Linked DNA regions of Homo sapiens: region 1 is linked to region 2. Evidence: chromatin loops called from intact Hi-C (ENCODE). Cell type or tissue: endothelial cell of umbilical vein. All regions are shown on one strand. Links, peaks and the distances in the headings refer to the core of each region. The heading gives the core; the rest is flanking DNA.

The links. Hi-C counts contacts between places; a loop is a spot of excess contacts. Peaks named below come from ENCODE experiments on the same cell type or tissue, not always from the same donor. Only the 100,000 strongest peaks of a DNase experiment are listed, where the experiment ranks them.
Region 1: a loop joins it to region 2, with 14 times the contacts of the local background. A loop is called at or near these places in 11 of 110 quality-filtered maps.

The regions. Positions count from the first base shown.
Region 1 is chr16:81,885,635-81,895,009 of GRCh38, forward strand. PLCG2 (phospholipase C gamma 2) reads left to right here. Exons shown (of 33, transcript NM_002661.5): 10 at 3,538-3,639; 11 at 5,838-5,956; 12 at 8,075-8,160. Among named protein-coding and RNA genes, the nearest start is that of PLCG2, 110 kb to the left of the region's middle. In endothelial cell of umbilical vein, for the core only: CTCF peaks have their summits at 556 and 4,908 (motif pointing right); a DNase peak (open chromatin) is centred at 4,927.
Region 2 is chr16:82,056,451-82,068,342 of GRCh38, forward strand. It overlaps HSD17B2 (hydroxysteroid 17-beta dehydrogenase 2), which reads left to right. Exons shown (of 5, transcript NM_002153.3): 2 at 11,720-11,892. It overlaps HSD17B2-AS1 (HSD17B2 antisense RNA 1), which reads right to left and starts at 10,316. Exons shown (of 2, transcript XR_933797.3): 1 at 6,643-10,316. In endothelial cell of umbilical vein, for the core only: a CTCF peak has its summit at 5,630 (motif pointing left); a DNase peak (open chromatin) is centred at 5,601; H3K27me3 peaks cover 1,997 bases.

The sequences.
Region 1 (9,375 bases), core at 1-8,000, 170 kb before region 2:
AAAATATAGCCATAACACTCCTCTTACAGCTTGTGCAATTAACAGTAATTTTTAAATGCCATCCGATACCCAGCCTGCATTTGGATTTCATTGATGGAAGAGAAACTTATGAGTAGAGAAGACATGTTTTGCACAAGGCCATCCACACTGAGGGCTCAGGAAAGGGTCGTAGCTACCCTAGTAGGCTGATAAATGGTGAATGAGGATGTTGATGCGTGTTGTAATCATCATGCCTTCCTAGTGCCGGGGTTGAATGATGATGATCAAAAGAAGGCTTATTTGCCCAACCTGAGACTAAGTTTGAGGGAGGAAGTAAAATGAAGGTAATAAGTTAATTTTATTGGGCACAGTCACGTTAGGTCTGAGCTGGTGCTAGAGTGAGGTAGAGAGAAATTCATGCACTTTTTTCCCTTCATTATTTTCCTTCCACTAAATTATTCAGTTTAGTAGGGAACGATTAAAGTTAAATTGGTTAAATTCTTGGGGACAAGTAGCCTCGCATCCTAGAATTCACCACCTGGTAGGGAGACTGGGGCGTGTAGATTTACCCCACCTAGTGGTGGTTGACTTTATTACGTGCTTTCCCCAAACGGGGCCCTTTGCTGGGCTGCCCTTAGAGATCAGGGATCTGGGGCCAGGAGAAAGTGTAGGAAATCTCTCTCTCTGCATCTGGGGAGTTAGGACCCGAGCAGCCATGAGCATCCATGCGATGTTTGTTGGTCACACAGATGCTCATATGGAATAATCACTGCAGCACTTTGTGTGCAAATTAGTATGCCTTTTCTAGAAAACACTTTGGCTGTATGCAATGAAAAGAAAGCTTTACAACTCGATTCTATATCTGGAGTAAATAGTTGCCCTCCCAGACACTTATCCTAAGGAAATAATGGCAGCATTTTTAATAGGAATGAAAACTTGGAAGTAATCTAAATTTCTTTAGAGGATTGGTTAAGTACGCCATAGTACAGCTCTGGGATGGATGGGTGATGGGATAGGAAGGGGGTTAAAAGTATGTTTCTAGAATCAGTGTTTCTGGGTTTAGTCTGAGGCTCATGACTGGGACCACTTACTTAATGACTAGAAGCCTCTCCTCTGTTTCCCCATTTATATAACATGGAGAATAACCTGTACCTCCTGGGGTGGTGGTAAGTTCAAGATGAGACACCGTGTGGGGCCGAGTATAGAGTCAGTGCTCAGTGTTGATGGCCATCGCCATTTATTTTTATTTTCATCCTTATTCTTTGCCATTTTCACTATTACAGGTATCTAGTGCAATACCCTACACCAAGTGGATGCATTTTATAACCCCTAGAATATTGACATTTCAGTCTTCTTTAGGTAGAAGATTTCTTTCTTTGCAGCCAGTCCAGGGCCAGGTTATATTAGCTAAGTACCCATGCCTTTTGATAAATGCAAAAACTTTGTAGGGGGAAGGAAGGAGAATGCCTCCAGCCTCTTTGGGACATCTTGGCCAGGCAAAGTTGTTTTTTTTTTTTTTCTTTTGAGATGGAGTCTCGCTCTGTCACACAGGCTGGAGTACAGTGGCGCGATCTCTGCTCACCGCAAACTCTGTCTCCTGGGTTCACGCCATTCTCCTGCCTCAGCCTCCCGAGTACCTGGGACTACAGGCACCCGCCACCACGCCCAGCTAATTTTTTGTGTTTTTAGTAGAGACGGGGTTTCACCGTGTTAGCCAGGATGGTCTCGATCTCCTGACCTCATGATCCGCCCACCTCGGCCTCCCAAAGTGCTAGGATTACAGGCATGAGCCACCACGCCCGGCCTAGTATTTTAATAAAATATCCCACAATTTGGGTTTCATGTTCTAGTATTCAAAGATTCTGACACCTCTGTATTCAAATGAGCTTGTAGTTTCCCACCTTCCTAGCTGTTTTGGGCCCCTGATCCAGGCATATTTGCAAGAGTCAACAGCAGTTCATTTTTGTCTTGCACCCATGCATGTCACCAGCCTGCTGGTCACCACCTGATTTGTGTCTGTTCTTCTATTTTTCATTGTTTCGGACATTGCATCCAGCCCTTCCCATCTAAGCACACACACATCTGGTCGCATATTTGCTTCTATTAGTCATAAAGATAAAGTTGTTAGAATATTTGAAGTGAAGAAAGCATTGATCAAAGTTGAATTTACATGTCATATTTCATCCCCTTTTCCTATGAATATTTGGGATTTCAGGGCATGGAGAGGAAAGCAACAGTTACTTAATATTATGCATTCTTTTTTTAAAGGGTTTCTAGAATGTCTAGGACTGTGCAGCAGCTGCTTTGGAACTGGTCATGTATATTTCAGACGTTATCAGTGTTTCAGCAGCCCTGTTTGCCTATTCTTTTGAAAAGAGGGCATATGATTACATTCCATATCAGTTTCGTTATTTGGAGCTGAGACTCTGCAGTTTACAAGCTGTGTGAGCTTAGGATCATGAGGTATTGTTCCTGGGCCTCTGTTTCCTTTTCTGTAAAATGACAATGGCAATAAATGACTTGCGGAGTTGTGTGGACTAAGTGAGATGACCATAGGAGGAAGAAAGATGCTTGTTTGCACAAGCTGCCACGGTCAGAGTACTTTCTTTTTTTTTGAGACAGAGTTTCACTCTGTTGTCCAGGCTGGAGTGCAATGGTACAACCTCGGTTCATTGCAACCTCCGCCTCTTGGGTTCAAGCAATTCTCTTGCCTCAGCCTCCTGAGTAGCTGGGATTACAGGCACCTGCCACCACGCCAAGCTGATTTAAAGAAAAAAAAAATGTTTGTATTTTAGTAGAGATGGGGTTTCACCATGTTGGCCAGGCTGGTCTCAAACTCCTGAGCTCAGGCAGTCCACCCGCCTCGGCCTACCAAAGTGGGTCTGAGCACTTTCTGTGCACCAGGTGCTGCATTAGGCACATAACCTAATAAGATTTTATACAATGCTTCATACAGTGTACATTTCATACAATGCTTCACAGAAACTGTGTGGTAGATACTCTTATTCCCACTTCATGGATGGGGAGGCACAGAGACGGTATGTAACTTGCCCAAGGTCAACTAGGTGGAATGAGATGCCAACCCAGGTAAGTGACCTGGAAGGCTGATGTAACTACTATGCCCCCAGGCTGCTTCATACTAACAAACGTAAAGAGCTATCATAGGGCAGGAGCTGGCAAACCATGACCTATGGACCAAATATAGCTGACCACTTGTTTTTATAAACAAAATATTGTTGGAATACAACCATGCCCATTTGCCTACGGATCATCTGTGGCTGCTTTTGCAACACAACAGCGGAGTTGAGTGGTTGCGACAGACACCGTATGGCTCAGAGAGCCCAAAATATTTACCTCTGGCTCTCTGCAGAGAACATTTGCTGACCCCTGGCAGAGGGCCATGTGCAGAATGAGGCCTCAACATGTGGTGGTCGATTGCAAGTGAATTCGGAATTGGTTGATGTTTCAGTCTTCGATTGCGACTGGATGGACCCTGGGAAATGAAGAATTTTATCAGTTCTCACTTTGCTGATCTCTCGTTCTCTTTGTCATTTTAAGGAGCATTGGGCTCAGGATCTGAACAAAGTCCGTGAGCGGATGACAAAGTTCATTGATGACACCATGCGTGAAACTGCTGAGCCTTTCTTGTTTGTGGATGAGGTGAGTAGGCTGGGCTTGTTGTCGCTTGGGGGTGACTTTTTGATTGATGTCTGTGCTTTCTGAGGTTTATTTTCTGTTTGTCTTTCCTTGGAGAACTTTGCTGTATGATGTTGCCTCGACTGACTGGTTAGCTGGGATTGTTTCTTTTCTTTTCTTTTCTTTTTTCTCCCAGGTTCTAGATTACTGTAACTGTAACTGCCCAGTGGGTTCATTTTGCCTGCTGCCTAGACAGAACCGATTGATCAAGGCAGGGGAATTGCAATAGGGAAAGAGCTTAACTCACTTAGAGCCAGCTGAATGGGAGACTGGAGTTTTATTATTACTCAAATCATCCTCCCTTTCAGAGGCTGGAGTTTCGTTTTTTTATGTTTTTGTTTGTTTGCTTGTGTGTTTGTTTTTGAGATGGAGTCTCAGTCTGTCACCCAGCCTGGAGTGCAGTGGTGGGATCTCACCTCACTGCAACCTCCGCCTCCCAGGTTCAAGTGATTCTCGTGCCTCAGCCTCCCGAGTAGCTGGGATTATAGGCGCTGTCCACCATGTCTGGCTAATTTTTTTTGTATTTTTAGTAGACAGGGTTTCACTATGTTGGCCAGGCTGGTGTCGACTTCCTGACCCTTGTGATCAGCCCGCCTCAGCTTCCCAAAGTACTGGGATTATAGGTGTGAGCCACCGCACCTGGCGGAGGCTAGGGTTTTTTTTTAAAGATTGTTTGGCGGGCCAGGGAAAGGGTGCTGCTGATTGGTTGGAGATGCAATCATATGGTTGTGGAAAATAGTGTGCTTCTGGGTGGGGCCACAGGACCAGTGGGCGGTCCAGGTAGAGCCATGCGAACGCCCGAAAAGACGTCTCAAAAGGCCAATCTTAGGTTAAACCACAGTGATGTTATCTGTAGGAGTAACTGAGGAAGTTGCTAATCTTGTAACCTCCAGAAAAATGGCTGGTAACCAGTTAGTCTCCACCTTAGCAGAATCCAGGCTCCTCTCATCCTCCTAACCTGGTCTTACCTTAGCTTTACAAAGGCAGTTTATTTTGGGGGAAGGGCTGGTATTTAAACTATAAACTAAATGTTTTCCAAAGTTAGCTTGGCCCAAGCCCAGGAATAATTAAGGGCAGTTTGGAGGTTAAAGGCAAGATAGAGGTTGGTTAGATCAGATCTGTTTCACTGTCATAATTTTCTTGTTGTTCTGATTTTGGAAAGGCAGTTTCATAGCCCTTTCTTACTCTTCTCTACTGACCGTGTTGCCTGGGTGGGATTATTGATTTTGCCACTAGAGGGCATCTGCCACCAGGGAGAGTTGAACCATTGCAAGCACAGAAACAGAATGCGAAGGTGTCTGGGTGCTTGCTGGTCAGAATGGTTGCCTTTGACCTTGCATAGGGAAGGAGGGGAGGTGGAACTGGGGAGCGACTGACCCATATGAGGTCGTTCTCACGCAGCAGAAATTAGGCCCAGATCGCTAAAGCATTTTTTTTTAAGGGGCCAGGAATTGTAACTTGAAATTTCCTGCCCTTTCAACATTCTGATATGGATAACACTCTGTTTCTTAAGTTGGGTCGTGGGTTCACAAATATTCATGCTACTATTATGCTTTAAATTGTATATATGAGGCCGGGTGCAGTGGCTCACGCCTGTAATCCCAGCACTTTGGGAGGCTGAGGCGGGTGGATCGCTTGAGGTTAGGAGTTTGAGACCAGCCTGGCCGACATGGTAAAATTCTGTCTCTACTAAAAATACAAAAATTAGCCTGGTGTGGTGGTGCACGCCTGTTATCCTAGCTGCTTGGGAGGTTGAGGCAGGAGAATCGCTTCAACCCAGGAGGTGGAGGTTGCAGTGAGCTGAAATTGTGCCACTGCACTCCAGCCTGGGCAACAGAGCATGACTCAGTGTGAAAAAACAAAGAAAGAAAAACCAACAACAATGTATATATGGTAAGCATAAACCCTTGCAGTAGCAAATATTTTAGGATAAACATTACAAAGGAAAATATTGTCTAGGTCCATGGAACAAATATGTCGCTGCAGCCCATTGCAGCCTGAGCCTTCGGTATTGAAAACGTGGGTAACTGAGGTCTGGAGACCGCCTGTTGATTTCCCGCATCAGAGCTGTTCTTCCCCCCTGGTGGGCGCAGACCAGAAACAAGCAGACACCATCCTGCCCGTCAACGTGATGATTCGGTCTTCGTGTTTGACTCTTTTAGTTCCTCACGTACCTGTTTTCACGAGAAAACAGCATCTGGGATGAGAAGTATGACGCGGTGGACATGCAGGACATGAACAACCCCCTGTCTCATTACTGGATCTCCTCGTCACATAACACGTGAGTTTCAGATGAGCCTGTGATGGGTTGGGCAGCACAGAGCACGTGAGGGTTGAGGCAGGGGTCCGATACGCCGCTCCGGTGAGCCCTGTTGTGAAGCAGGTGGAGGGTGTAGCACCGCATTCCTTGGACTAAAATACACAGAAGCTTCTGGAAGGGGCTGGGAACACACTTCCCTTTGTCAGCTGGCATTGTAATAATAATCTCTTTTCTGTGGCCCTAAAAAGCTAGTAAAAACAAAAGTAACTTAGTTTATGTAACTTAGTAACTAAAGTAACATAGTAAACTTAGTTTTTCACGATTTGGGCATCTCACAGTAGCCACAGCAAAGCAATTCAGTGACTCATTGAATTGACTTATAGGGAGTGTGTACCCTGTGCCTGCTGGGAGCTGGGGATGTGGCTGTGAACCGGCAGCAGCCATGTCCTCATGTGCTGGGAGGAAGACCTCCATTGAAAGTTAACCACAGAATAGGACTTGCTGATGTGGGGAGCAGGTGGTAAGGCAAGGAGAAGTGTTTCAGACAGAGGAGCAGCATGTGCCAAGGCCCTGGGGCAGGAACAACTGAGAGGAGTCTGCTAAGGCTGGAGTGCAGAATCCAGGAGAGCGGTGTCAGGAGGGGAGGAAGGCAGGTCCTGCTGGAGCAGGATCTTGTAGGTCACCGTGAGAGCTGTCGGGGAGACCCTGACGACTTTTAACCAGAAGATGAGATGCTCACAGGGGGCTCTTGGGATGGTTACTCTGATTGCAACAGAAGGAGGATACAGGATGTTGCGCTGATGTTCCAGTATTTAGTCTGTCTTATTGGGTGAGGGGTGAAGTCCTTGGGTGATGGCCCCCACAGCTGTGGGTGGGGACTTTCCTAAGTGACATTCCAGGGGGTCATCTGGGAAAAGGCTTTTTATGGTGTTATGCTCCAGGCATTTGGGAAGGTAAAATGTCTTTCAGGGGGAAATTGATTTCACAGTTCTCTCTTCCCCACCATGCCCATCATTTTAAGAGTTTGTGTTTCAGCATGGTGAATTCTAGAAAACCTAGAAGACAGTTAAGAAATACAAACTTAAAAAAAAAACTTTTATTTTCAGTTCAGAGGTACATGTGCAGGTTTGTTAAACGGGTCAACTTGTGTCATGGAGGTTTGCTGTGCAGATTATTTTGTCACCCAGGCATTAAGCCTACTTACTACCCATTAGTTATTTTTCCTGATCCTGTCCCTCCTACCACCCTCTGACAGAACCTAGTGTGAGGAACATAAACTTTTTTTTTTTTTTTTTTGAGACAGAGTCTCACTCTGTTGCCCAGGCTGGAGTGCATTGGTGCGATCTCAGCTCACAACCTCCGCTTTCCCGGTTCAACAGATTCTCCTGCCTCAGCCTCCCGAGTAGCTGGGACTCCGGGCACGAGCCACCATGCCCTGTTTTGTTTTGTTTTGTTTTGTTTTTGTATTTTTAGTAGAGACAGAATTTCACTATGTTGGCCAGGCTGGTCTTGAACACCTGACCTCGTGATCTGCCCGCCTCAGCCTGCCAAAGTGCTGGGATTACAGGCATGAGCCATCGTGCTTGGCCTCGGAACACAAATTTTAAAAAAGTTGGGGTGAATCATGACAAGGAGGAAAGTGCATTAAAGAGTCATTCTTACGGCAGTTTTGGTGGATATGGCTCCTAGCATAGCCGATTGCACCAACAGTTGTTGAATATCTGTTCTGTGCCTGGCCTCAAGCCTTGATATCAAAAGAAGTGCCCATCTTTGTTTAGACCGAGGACCCAGAGAGCGGCCATGGGGCCTTGTTAATTCATCTTCTGCAGCTTTTTTTGCTTCTGACGTGCTTTGACCAACTTCTCCTCAAAAGAACACGTCCTCTCCACGCTTGCATTGCCCAGGTGGTCAGCAGTCACTTCCTGCGATTGTGGCCTGACTTCAGAGCTCATGCCCAGTGTGACCGTGGGATTGTGTATTTCTGTCCTAGGCCTTAGCTTTGAGTCTTTCTACATGGAAGAACTCAGAGCTTTGGCGGCTCGGGCGGAGAAGTTCCCCCACAACACCCTGAGGTGCAGGCTTGCCCCCCAACCCCTGTGGCTGCCACTCTCACACGGCCACCTGCCTTCTCTCCTGCAGGTACCTTACAGGTGACCAGCTGCGGAGCGAGTCGTCCCCAGAAGCTTACATCCGCTGCCTGCGCATGGGCTGTCGCTGCATTGAACGTGAGTAGCTCCTTCTTGGTGGAGGTCAGGCTCGCAGCAAATTGAGGATAACCATGTGGTTGCTCCATGTTTTCTTTCGAATTGTAAAAAGGTTTTAATGGACACATAATAACTGTGCATATTTATGGAGTTAGAGTGTGATGTTTCTTTGTTTTCTTTTTTCTTTCTTTTTTTTTTTTTTTTTGAGACGGAGTCCCTGTCATCTGTATCTCCTCAGCTTCCTCCTGGGCTGGTATTAGAGGAAGGCAAACAGACACCCGCTGTGTTTTGGCAGCTGGGTCCTAGGTGTGCACAGGTACCGCGTATCACCTGGATTGGGGGGTCTCTGAGCAAATGTGAAAAGAATGGTCAGGGCTGGATATGGTGGCTCATGCCTGTAATCCCAGCACTTCAGGAGGCTGAAGTGGGAGGATTGTATGAGGCCAAGAGTTTGAGACCAGCCTGGGCGACATGGTGAGATCGTATCATTACGAAAAGTAAAAAAATTAGCTGTGTGTAGTGGCATGCGCCTGTGGTCCCAACAACTTGGGAGGCTGAGGTGGGAGGATCGCTTGAGCCCAGGAGGTTGAGGCTGTGGTGAGCTGTGATTGTGCCACTGCACTCTAGCCTGGGCAACAGAGCGAGACTCTGTGTCTAAACTGAAAAGAAAAGAAGGGTCAGGTGGCATCTCTGCCTGGGCAGATGGCAGACGCCTTATTTCCCTCCTTCCTTCTCATAGCCTCTCTGGCTATTTTCCTTCCGGCCTCTCTCTCACCAAAGGCTCATGGGTGCATTTGGCTGAGAAAAGGCAACAACCAGCTTGTCGTGGTGTCTCATGCCTGTAATCCCAGCACTGTGAGAGGTCGAGGTGGGCGGATCACTTGAGATCAGGAGCTTGAGATCAGTCTGGCCAACATGGCGAAACCCTTTCTCTACTAAAAATACAGAAATTAGCCAGGCGTGGTGGTGCACATCTGTAATCCCAGCTGCTTGGGAGGCCGAGGCACAGGAATCACTTGAGCCTGGGAGGCAGAGGTTGCAGTAAGCTGAGATCGCGCCGCTGCACGCCAGCCTGGGCAACAGAGGGAGACTTTGTCTCAAAAAAATAAAAATAAAAAATAAATAAATAAAATAAAAAAGGCATCAACTACTGACTTAGGCTCCAGTGTTACCAAAACGACTCATCATGGAAGCAACGTTTTGTAGCAGTTACTCTATAGACTTTCTTCCCGTTTA
Region 2 (11,892 bases), core at 2,000-9,999:
ACAAAAGAAGCCAGCCACAAAGAGGACCGATACCTATTTCCATCTATTTAAAACAAAAATCAGGTAAAACGGATCTATGCTGTTGTAAGTCAGGATCGTGGTAACCTGTGAGGGGTGGGGACAACTGGAAGGAGATACAAGGGAGATCTCTGGTGAGCTGTTGATGTTGTTTCTTAACCTTGGTGCTGATTAAGTTTCTCTATAATGTATAATACATAGCAGATTGGTAACCTCAAAAATGCTATTGCCTATTCACAACGATAGGTGAAATATACACTAGTCATTGATTCACGGAAGTTGACTATATTCAGAGAGAATGTGTTAGACAGGAAATACAAACAAACAAAAACAACCAACCAAACAAAAAAACAGGTGCCTTAGAATCTTATGGACGTAGGGTTCAAATGGCACCTCTGCTTTTTTACTTGAGTGAGGCTGGAAACTTTTTATATTCTTTCTGAAGCTTGGTTTCCTCACCTGTAAAATGGGAAAAAATGTGCACTTTTATGGGAGCCAATTGGAAGCTCTAAATAGCCAAAGCTAGAAGAGTTAGAGCAACACAACAAAGTAGTAAGCCATAATCCAAAGTATAAAATCAATATTCATGAGTCCAAACTGATATAAATAAGTGATTGAACTAATTAATAAGCGAGGGAGAAGAGATAAATCTCCTGTGCAGAATTCCAAATAATGTATAGAGCTATTCCACCCTAAAGAAGGAAGAGCATAACTCCCCACTTTCTCTTTTCTTTTCTTTTTTTTTTTTTGAGAGAGAGTCCCCCTCCGTCACCAGGCTAGAGTGCAGTGGCGCAATCTCGGCTCACTGCAAGCTCCGCCTCCTGGGTTCAAGCGATTCTCCTGCCTCAGCCTCCTGAATAGCTGGGACTACAGGCGCGCACCAACATGCCCGGCTACTTTTTGTATTTTTAGTAGAGACGGGGTTTCACCATGTTGGCCAGGATGCTCTCGATTTCCTGACCTCGTGATCCACCCGCTTCGGCCTCCCAAAGTGCTGGGATTACAGGCGTGAGCCACCGCGCCCAGCCTAACTCCCCAGTTTTTAAGTGTGGCCTGTGCACAACGGCTTCCTTTCAAAGCGTACAGCTTGGGAAGGGGAAAAAGCAACTGTGCAGTGGAGAAAACTGATGAACACCACTTCAACCAGGTCAACATCTTCCAGGTCAACATCAGCAGCAGTCTTAAGTCACATGGGTGCTATGTACCCTTAATGTGATGTGATGTGATGAAATGGCATTTTACCTCTGTGATCTTCTTCCCCCAAACCTATAATCCCAGTCTAATCAGGAGAAAAGCATCAGACAAATTCAAATAGAGAGGCGTTCTACAAAATCCCTGATGAGCACTCCGTCAAACTATCAATTATGTCAACTATGTCAGGTCTGAGAACCTGTCATAGCCCACAGGAGTCTAAGCAGACAGGATCACTAAATGTAACACAATGTCCTGAACAGGATCCTACAGCAGAAAAAGGACATTAGGTAAAAGTAACGCAATGTGAATAAAGTATAGAATTTAGTTAATAATAATGTATCAATATTGGGTCATTAATTGTAGAAGATGTAACTACATCATACTAATGTAAGATTGTTGTTGTTGTTAATTTTTTTTTTTTTTTTTTGAGATAGGGTTTTGCTCTGTCGCCTAGGCTGGAGTGCAGCAGTATGAGCATGCTCACTGCAGCCTCAACCTCCTGGGCTCAGGTGATTCTCCCACCTCAGCCTCCTGAGTAGCTGGGGCCAGGGGCGTATGCCAGCACACCTGGCTAATTTTTAAATTATTTGTAGAGGCAGGGTCTCCCTTTGTTACCCAGGCTAGTCTCAAACTCCTGGGCTCAAGCGATTCTCCTGCCTCAGCCTCCCAAAGTTCTGGAATTACAGGTGTGAGCTACCGCACCCAGCCATAAGATGTTAATAATAGGGAAACTGTATGCGAAGTATTTGGGAACTCTCGGTACTAGCTTTCTGATTTTTTTGTAAATCTAAATTTGCTCTAAAAAATAAAATCTGTTTTTTTAAAAAATGTGCATCTTACCTTAGGTTGCAAGCATAAAGTGAGATAACATATATAAACATAAGGCTCTCAAACTTTTTGGACTTAGTCCCCTTACATGGGCAAAAGTCATTAGGGCTCACCTACCCCACCCATTCCCACATCAGCTTTGTGTTGGTTCACATGTGCCCTAAGGGTAATGCGAATTTTCACGGTGACCAGGTCTTAGTTGAATGCTGAATTACAGTCATCTGTACAGTTCAGTTTCCTTTGTGAATATAGAATCGAGAAACCCTTCCTAAGTTATGTTCCTATTAAAAAATGAAGGTCATTTAAAAGAAAAAATCTGATTTTTAGGCACTGTGGACAGATGGCGGGGCTCAGGGAGGGTGATGAATGGGTCCAGGGAGCGAGTACAGGGCAAGAACATGAAACTGTGAGAAGGTGATGGGTTGTGCCTGGACTGTGATACTTCTTCATTTACTCAATTGTTCATTCTGTCATTCGGTAAATATTTACTACAGGCGCTCAGTGGGTGTGGGGTCTGGAACAGTGAACCAGACAGCCCAAGAGAGTCCGTACTCTGATGGAGATCACCTAGTTTCTTCTCTTTCCTGCCTGTATTATTTTCCAATGAGTGTTCCCTTAAGGAGGAAACTGGAGTTCTCTATAAAAGTAAACTATGACATATTCCTAGAACTTTCCTATTAATAACATTCACCAATATTGTAATTATTTATCCAATGTGCATCTTCTCTCTAGACCAGGGTTTCTCAGCCTTGGCACTGTTGATATTTGAGGATGGATGTTGGCTGGCAGATGTTGAGAAGCATCCCTGGCCTCAATAGTAGTCTGTGTTGTGACAACCAAAAATGTTTCCAGACATTGCCAGATATTCCCCAGGGGACAAAATTGTCTGTGGTTGAGAATCGCTTTCCTGCATTGGTGGCTCTCAATCCTGGCTGAAGTTTGGAATCTCCTGAAGAGATCTCAGAAACTGTTGCCAGTGGATACCGACCCCTATCCAGGCCAATTAAATGGGAGTCTCTGGGGATGGGCATTGACTTTTTTTTAGATTGTAGTGGGATTGAGGAGTGAGAACCTCTTTCCTAATCAGTATGCGTCATGAAGCCAGGGAGTATTTGTCTTCTGTGGGTGGGTGTTTTTAGGACCTAACACAATGATATCTGAATGAATGAGGGAACAAAAGAATGAAGGTGAAGACAGGTAGGAAGATGTGTCAGAAGTTAAAAGTGGCACCGGGACAGTACAGGAATGTGTTTTGCAAAGAGCAAACCTGGGTTTCACGGCTGACTCTACCACATTCCCGTTGTGTAGCTTTGGGCAAGTGTTTAATTTCCCGGGCACTTCAGTTGCTCATCTTAACACAGGAATCACAAGAATATGGGAGAATTCTTCATAAAGGTTATGTTCCAAGAAAAATGCATTTGTTTCCATTAAAAAAAATTGACATGAAAAATCTAGCTATTTCCCAAGGCCTCCTCACCCGACAACTGTTATCCGTTAAGAATGCTGAGGGCAAAGGAGGAGGGAGGTCAAGTATTTGCTCTTCCTGGATTAAGAGTTGAGCTTTTATTTTGACCTCAGGGCAGTCCTAAGTATGCTAGAGTTTTGTTGTATTTCTCTAACATTTTATTATACCTTAATCTATTTTATGGGGAACAGGCAATGTCAACATGAGGGTGGCAATCTGATGGATTGCCTAAGTCTTAAACTAAAGGGTGGGGAAAGTCCACTTCCCACTAGTTTCCCACAGGCTTTCTACCAGCTAAACAGCTTTGATTCAGATGACCTTTGTAAGTGGGAAACTGTAGGTCAGGGATCTCCAACTCAAAAGGCTATGGGGTCAGGGTAGGCTGCATTACTGAGGGAAGCTGGTGATGGGAATGTGTGTGTGTGTGAGAGCTCTTGATCAGTGAACCTTGTTTCTTCAAGTGCATACCCCATCAGAGGGGGAGCCCCGGAGGTCCTCAGCCTCAGCTGATGGGTCCCTTGTGGGAATGCCGACTCATCTCCTGGTTAATCAAGAGAAACCATTGATCTGGGTTTTCAGGTACAATCTCCCGATTCTGAGTCTTTGTTCAAATTTTTGCAAAATTCATTGTGTGGGACAAATGAAATGCCTATTCAGATCACATCCTTTTACTGATAGATAGCAGATCTTCAATTTGTGTTTGTCCGTTCTACCATAAGAAGTGAGATTCCACTATGAGAAAGGGTCTTGGTGCCTCTGAAGATACCAACCCCGTAAGCACCTCCACCTTAAGCTGCTGGTAGTTGAAGACATCATTGGCAAAGGGAGCACTCGGAGGAGCTTTAGGGGCAAGGACGCATAAAGCAGAGCTGTGATCTTTGGCTGATTCATCGCTGTGGCTAGAAAAGCAGTGAGGACCTTCTGAGAGAACTGATCTGAAAACCTTTTTGGTTCCAGAAACTGGAGGGAGCCAATGAAAGGAGTAGTGTAGTGTCGGTTTTTTAAAAAAAGTTTCCATTTATGGGCCAGGCGTGGCGACTCACACCTGTAATCCCAGCACTTTGGAAGACTGAGGCAGGTAGATCATGAGATCAGGAGTTCAAGACCAGCCTGGCCAAGATGGTGAAACCCCGTCTCTATTAAAAATACAAAAATGAGCTGGGCATGGTGGCAGGTGCATGTAATCCCAGCTACTTGGGAGGCTGAGGCAAAGAATTGCTTGAACCCAGGAGGCAGAGGATGCAGTAAGCCAAGATTGTGCCACTGCACTCAAGCCTGGGTGACAGAGTGAGACTCTGTCAAAAAAAAAAAAAAAGTTACCATTTATTTAATAAACATCTGGAGAGCAGTGGCTTTGTGCCAGACCTTGTTCCAATTACTTTAATATATCAAATTATTTAATCCTTCGAACAACTCTATGACCCAGGTCCTACTGTCACTCCATTTTAAAGATGGGGAAACTGGGGCACAGAGAGGTTAAGTGACAGCCAAAGTCACACAGCTGTTAAGTGACAGAGCTGGGATTTGAACCCAGGTCTCCCAGCTCCAGAATCCAGGTTATCATCATTTCTCTTGGCTGTATTTTAATAGGGACGATTTTATCTATAGTAATGAAAAATTATGGCTTTGAAGACTATGTAGAAATATGTAAAACCAGTCTATATAATAGTAATTTAAAAATCAGCTGTCAAATTGTATGTGTGCTATAACTGTTAAAGAACGATATGTAGGAAAAAAGACTAGAAGAAAAAGAACATGAACATTATGAGAGTTATGCAATATGGTGAGATTATGGAGAATACCTTCTTTTATTGATCTCAGTATTGACTGTGAGCTTTTATTTCTTGTATGATGTTTTATTAATGACTAAAAAACATTTACAGGTTTGTAAATTTATCCCCCATCTTCCTTCTTTCTGAATGTAGCTTCCAAAGGACAGTGCTTGTGTTCCAGGGCACATGCATCCCAGCACTCAGTCCTGTATTTACAGGGTGGATGCGTTTTATTCAAGAGGCCTGGCCTGAAGAACTCCCAAACACGCGTTATTCACAACGTGCCCAATTTAAGACTTGAACCAACAAATGATGGGGTGTTTCCGTTCACCAGCTAATATGGTGCCCCCATGTGGCAGTAGCATAAATACACTTTGCAACTACATTACACAATTCCTAATACCCTCAAATTCAAGGTGATTCACATTATTTCCCTTTTGCACATAAACTGAGTCTTTATTAACATTTTTAGAATTAACTGCTATTTCAAATTCACTCCAATCTTGTACAAATGGGTCTGTAGTAGTCATTGCCTGTCCCAAGTTGATGGGTTTCCAGGCTGCTAGAGACAGAATGATCCCAAATGACATAGTTTAACACCAACCTCAGCATTTTCTCTGCCCTGTTGAGCACTTACTATGAGTCAGGTGCCCTCAGCACTAGTGACAAAGGACCCTCTCTCAGTTTGTAAGGCACAAATATTCTAGTGCCCTCTTCAATGCTTATTCATCCAACATGTGCTTTTTATTGAGCATCCACTATGGGCTAAGCCTTGTGCTTTGGAGGATTTGAATATTTTATACCCCAGTTGTTTATATCCTAATCTGTGCCTGGCTCCAAACTACCTCTGCTGTGTCTTAGCTGAATGACTTAATCCTTCTGTGCCTCAGTTTCCTCCTCTGTAAATGGGTGATGGTAACATTACTTACCCCCCAGGGTGATTGAGAGGATTCAGTGAGTAAATGCATGTGAACTAGCTGGAACTTGGTAAACATGCAATCCATACTTGGTGTGCTTATTTTCAAACACCACTGTTGGGTAACTCTTATGAAACACTTCCAACTTCTCACGAAAGCCCTGGCTTTGTTGCCAGGTTTCCGGAGTATACAATTATTTTCCCCTCTCCTCAAGGAGTGATTCCTTAGCCACAGACTTTTTCAAGGCCCTCTGACCCCTGAGCTGCCTCAGGACTTCATAGACACCAGGCCTAGCACAGCCTGATCTCTAACATCATAAGTCAGAAATGACGTCACGGTTACAGCCACGATACTGATGACAGCCATTCACAACACGCTGGGCCAGTGCGAAATCCTGTCTTGCTGACTGCCCATGCCAGTCTAGGAGGGGGTGTTATGATAATCCTACCTTCCATGTGAGGAAGTGGAGGTTCCACATGGTTATATGTGACTTTCCCAAGGCTTGTAAGTGGAAGAGAAGAATCAGGCAGTCTGAGTCTTAACCAAGATGTTCAGCTGACAGTCAGTAGAGGCAAACTCTACATTTACCAATATTGTGAGTGGAAACATCTGAAAATTAAAATAAAGACACAGTTTTATTTTTTAAAAAGACTGATGTAGTAATTGTTTGGAATAGGCTCTATTAGGCATTTCACAAATATTAACTGACACAGGTACCATTATTTAGCCCATTTTACAGGTAAGGAAGCAGAGGCAGAGAGTAATTAGAAAGGCTCTCTAGGGTTACACAGGCAGGAATAGCAGGGCTAGACTCGCACCCATTCGCCTATGCCACACTGCCTCATGGGTAAACACAAGCAGATGGTCTCCCGTGATCTTTGGCTTCATTAATTTACTGCCAAACAAAAAAAAACCTCAGATTTAGTTAGGAGAGACTTTATTCAAAAGGATTATTGCAGTAGAGGGAATGTTCTGACCACTTAATCTGCAAGTGTCTCAAGATGAGGCAGTAAATATTTTGCTTTGCTAAAGAGGCATAAACAAGGTTAGAAAGAAGTGGGTGTTGGGGGCTGGGATGATCAGAGTGACACAATCAGACAGTGGTTGAGGGCTGATCAGGAAGGTCTGTAAAGAGGAGTTGTCTGCTGGCTCAGGCTGAGGGTGGGCCAGGACCTGGGGAAAGGAGAGACTCTACACCAAAGTTAGGTTAACGAACACTTTGTTCCGACTGACCAGTGGAAACAGGCAGTTAAACTAACCACAAAAACAAAGAAAGGGAGTTTGGAGGCTCTGGGTCTGGCCTTGTCATAGGTAAACAAGTGGGGGCACCTATGAGTCTCATCTAAGTCATATGGGGAAGGGAGTTCTTTGCAGTGAGCTGTTTCCCAGAACACAAAAGGGTGGGGACATTTCTTAACCTTTGCAATTTTCCAGTATCACAGGGCTTGCCTAAAGTTCAACACTGTTGTCACCTGTAGGCTCTTCCAAGGAACTTTCCTAAGAGAGTCAGATCCTAGGCTCATGAAGCTGCTCAAAGGCACTGCCTTCCAAAATGTGACAAATTATCCTCTACTCAAAGGAAAAGGAGTCAAGATCACAATGTCTCCTCCTTGCTCGCATCCCTTTACCTGCCACGCTGGCTTCTTTCACTCAGTGTAATGGTTTCAATGTTCATGCTGTAGCAAGCATAGAAACTTCATTCCTTTCTATGGCTTAATAATATCTCACTGTTGGGTATACCATATTTTTTATCCATTCATTAGTTGATGGATGTTTGGTTAGTTTCTTTTTTTCTGTTGTTATGAATAATGCTGCTATGAACATTTGTGCACAGGTTTTTGTGTAAATATATATTTTCATTTATCTTGGGTACACACCTAGGAGCAGAATTGCTAGGTCGTCTGGTGACATTATGTTTAACCTTTTGAGGACTGTTTTCCAAAGCAAAGATAACTAGTTTTAGTGTCTGCAGTAAGTGAAAAAGATGTTCAGGAAAGACACTAAAACTAACTCGAGAAAGAAGAGGGATTATTAGGAGGATGTGGAATTTCTTAAAGCATACATGGGGAAGAGAGCACTTGAGGTTTACCAGAGAGTGGAAAGCTATCATGAGCCAAGAAGATGCTCGTCTATGTCTGTGGACAACATCTGACCTCAGACTCTGCTCTTATTTGTAGCTTTGCCTCTTGTTACTCTTCAAGAGGACTTAGCCCATATCTCCATGTGCATGAAGGAAGACAGCCACCCAGTCCCCCCATTTGCTATTGAGTTTAATGACCTCTTTGGTCAGACAGTATCGGACACTGCTTTGGATCTTGCAGCCACAATTCCACATTTCTGAAAGAGAAAAGCTGGTTGACTCTGGTCCAATCAGCCCCAGACAAGAGGTGGAGTTACACAGGACAATTATAACCTTGTGGACCCCTGTGGGGAAGGGGAAGCTGGGAAGCTCTCAGCATCTTGTGTGGAGGCACACAGTGTTGAACACATCAAAGTGTTTGTGGGATGCAAGGCCAAAGGAAGGATTGGAAAGTGCAAAGTTCATGATTCTCAGGTGGATTTGGGGAGCAGATGATGGACTTCAGGTTTGGATACAGGTGACAGTTTGCATGCCTTCATGGTCAGCAGCTCTAAGTGGGTGGATGACCCCTTTCCCCCTCTCTTAGCTCTCTAGAGAGCAGCAGATACCCTGATTGACTGTTTATGTGCTCCGTAGAGTCAAGGTCATGGTGTTTGTCTCTGCACTGCAGAACAGTTTTCTTCTCTGTGCAGAAGGAACATGCTGGGCATCCTGATATCACACAAGCCTCTAGGGGGAACTGGGGGCTTTAAAATCCATGGCCCCCATATATCTAGCTGTGCCAATAATAAGGCAGAAGCATAAGGTATGGTACCTCACAAAATGGGAAAGGCTGTCCACGAAACACTTGGTCTCACCCAGCAGGGTGTGTATAACCAGGCTCTAGATACTTTTAACTCCAACCTGGTTCAAAGTTAGTTATTTTCAGGTTAATTCATACCCTTTCTTACAGACCACAAGAGGATCATCCTGGGATTAGCTTGCCCAAACCTCCCTTCTCTGCTGACACAGATGAAGGAGAAGGTGGCTGGTCCAGTACGACAGTGACTCATGAACTTGGATTTAGGATCCAATAGAGTCCAGGTCGATCCCTACCATCTGTGTGATCTTGGCATCTCTTGTTTTCAGTTTCCTCATCTGTAAGATAGGAAGGATAATTTCTACTGTAGACATTTGGGGAATAATTTTATAAGACAGACTTGACCACTACTGGTATTTAGGGGATTCCAGGGAGAGCACACACAGCACTGGTCTGCAGTCTGGTGAACTTGCCAGTGTCCAGCATCTGGCCTCAGCACTGTGGATCCAGAAGTTGGATTTGTCCAGCAACAGGTCCATTTCTTCAGGAACTGGGCTCACAAAATGGTTATACACATATATTATATATTAGTACCAGAATTCTAATGCATTAATTTACACTAAGACAGGTGTCTATCACATGGTCCAGACACTTGCATGTGTTTCAGTTGGTACCATCTCCTCCTCTGGCCAGCCCCAGGGAGGAAACCACTTACACTCAAGAGCTATTTGCTGGGCAATGACATACATGGAGACATAAGAAGGAAGGAGATGGAGCAAACGTTAAATGCAATCAGTGATGGCAACCAGAGGCGTTCATCTCATAATGGTGGTGTCAGAAGGACAGGAGTACACACACCTTTTGCCATGACTATCATTCTCTCTCTGGCAGTGTTCGCACATGCCAACCATGCTAGGATCTCTCTCTCTTCCACCTTTTTCTACACTTAGAGGACTGACCAGTCTCCATTCTAATTAGCATAGCCTTTAAAAAAAGAAATTACAGAAGAAAAATAAGTACTTTTTTGTAGCAAAAATGGTAAACATTACAAGATAAGGTCCACCCTCCATTCTGCCTGTCCTCCTAAGGAAAACTTAGGGAATCTCTCCTTCCAAATTCTTTTTTATTTTATTTTATTTTTTTACATTTCCACACCTCGCTATTTATGGCATCAACTCTCCTTCTTTTTTGCATTAAAATTGGATTTTATTAATTATTATTATACTGCAAATTATTTTATTTCACTTAACAAAGCATCTTGGAGCAATAGCCATGTCATTGTCAATAGTTCTATTCCATCTTTAAAACTGCTTTGTCTTATTCCATTTTGTGTACCGTAATTTAGGTACCCATTCTCCTATTCATAGACATTTAAGTTAATTCCTTCTTTTGCTTTTATACAGTGTTGTAAAGAACATCATTTATGTGCCTGCAAGTATTTCTCTAGGATAAATACTGAGACTTTTTGGGTCAAAAGATAGGCCAATTCACACTGGTGGATTTTAGTCCTGCACATGTTTATCAATAGTGTATGTGAACACCTGCCCTCTCTTTGCAGACAGTAGATTTCAGGCCCCTGTTGTTAGCTTGGAAGCGAGATCTCTTTCCTGCCCACTCACATACTGATCTTTGAGTTGATTCTCTGCATGTACTCTGATTTTCCTTATTTCCCAATTCTTGGCGGGCATGTCTGACTACCAACAAGAGATCCCTGCAGGAGTCCAAGGAAGATCACATGACACAGGCAATGTGAAATACTTTCTTATTAAAACAAGAGAGACGTTAACTGTTATATGTTTATTATGGTGTATGTAGCTCAAAGGGTGATTTAATGTTCATGTTATCTTCAACTTAGGAATTTCAGACATCAACGTTTTGCACTTGTGGGTATAAAACACTTTTTCCTGGGTCCCTAATACCCTCTTGGCTGGGTTGGGTATACTCCCATCTCAAATTCTGAGAAGCTTAAGTCATACTTTGTGTATTACATTAGTCTCTGTTTTCACAGAGCAATGCAATTAGGGCTTTCTATCTGGTTTCTGTTGTAACTTTCTTTTTAGGCTTGACGTCTATTCCATGGCTCAGGGCAGACCATGGATAGGGAAAAAGGCCCAGGAGGGTGAGAAACACAGGTGGCCATGAACTTTTTATAATCCAGCATGAACTGGCCCCCATGGGCAGCCTCTGTTATTGCCCTGTGTCTCCAAAAGGCAAAACCGAGTCCAAAGTATGAGTTTGTAATGAATGTTTGACTGAAGGTTTTACAGAGTGAGTGAAGTTACATCAAACACTACACATTATAGATTACTGAAGCTACTTCCATTGGATGCCTTGGTTTTCCTTCCCAATTACTTTGGCCACCAGCCACTCCTGGACTACCCTTCCCCCATGCCTTTCTCTTTCCACCTATGCCCACTCACAACCCCTAATTCTATATTATGCCCCTTTCTTTATATGGGGAAATGTATCTGTCTGGCTTGGCTTCTCCTCCCACCTCTCCACTTAGAACATAAAGAAACTTCCTCAGGAACCCCTCTCTTCAGAGAGCATGGAGAATCGTAAACAACGTAATATGTTTTCCTTGTTAAATATTTTCTCCTGTCACTCTGGTTTGACCTCACTCCCTACTCCCCTGACCCTATGCAGGTGGTGATTGCGGGCTTGGCCATGCTTTGTGCAAGTATCTGGATGAGCTGGGCTTCACGGTATTTGCCGGAGTTTTGAATGAAAATGGCCCAGGAGCTGAGGAATTGCGAAGAACCTGCTCTCCGCGCCTCTCGGTGCTCCAAATGGACATCACGAAGCCAGTGCAGATAAAA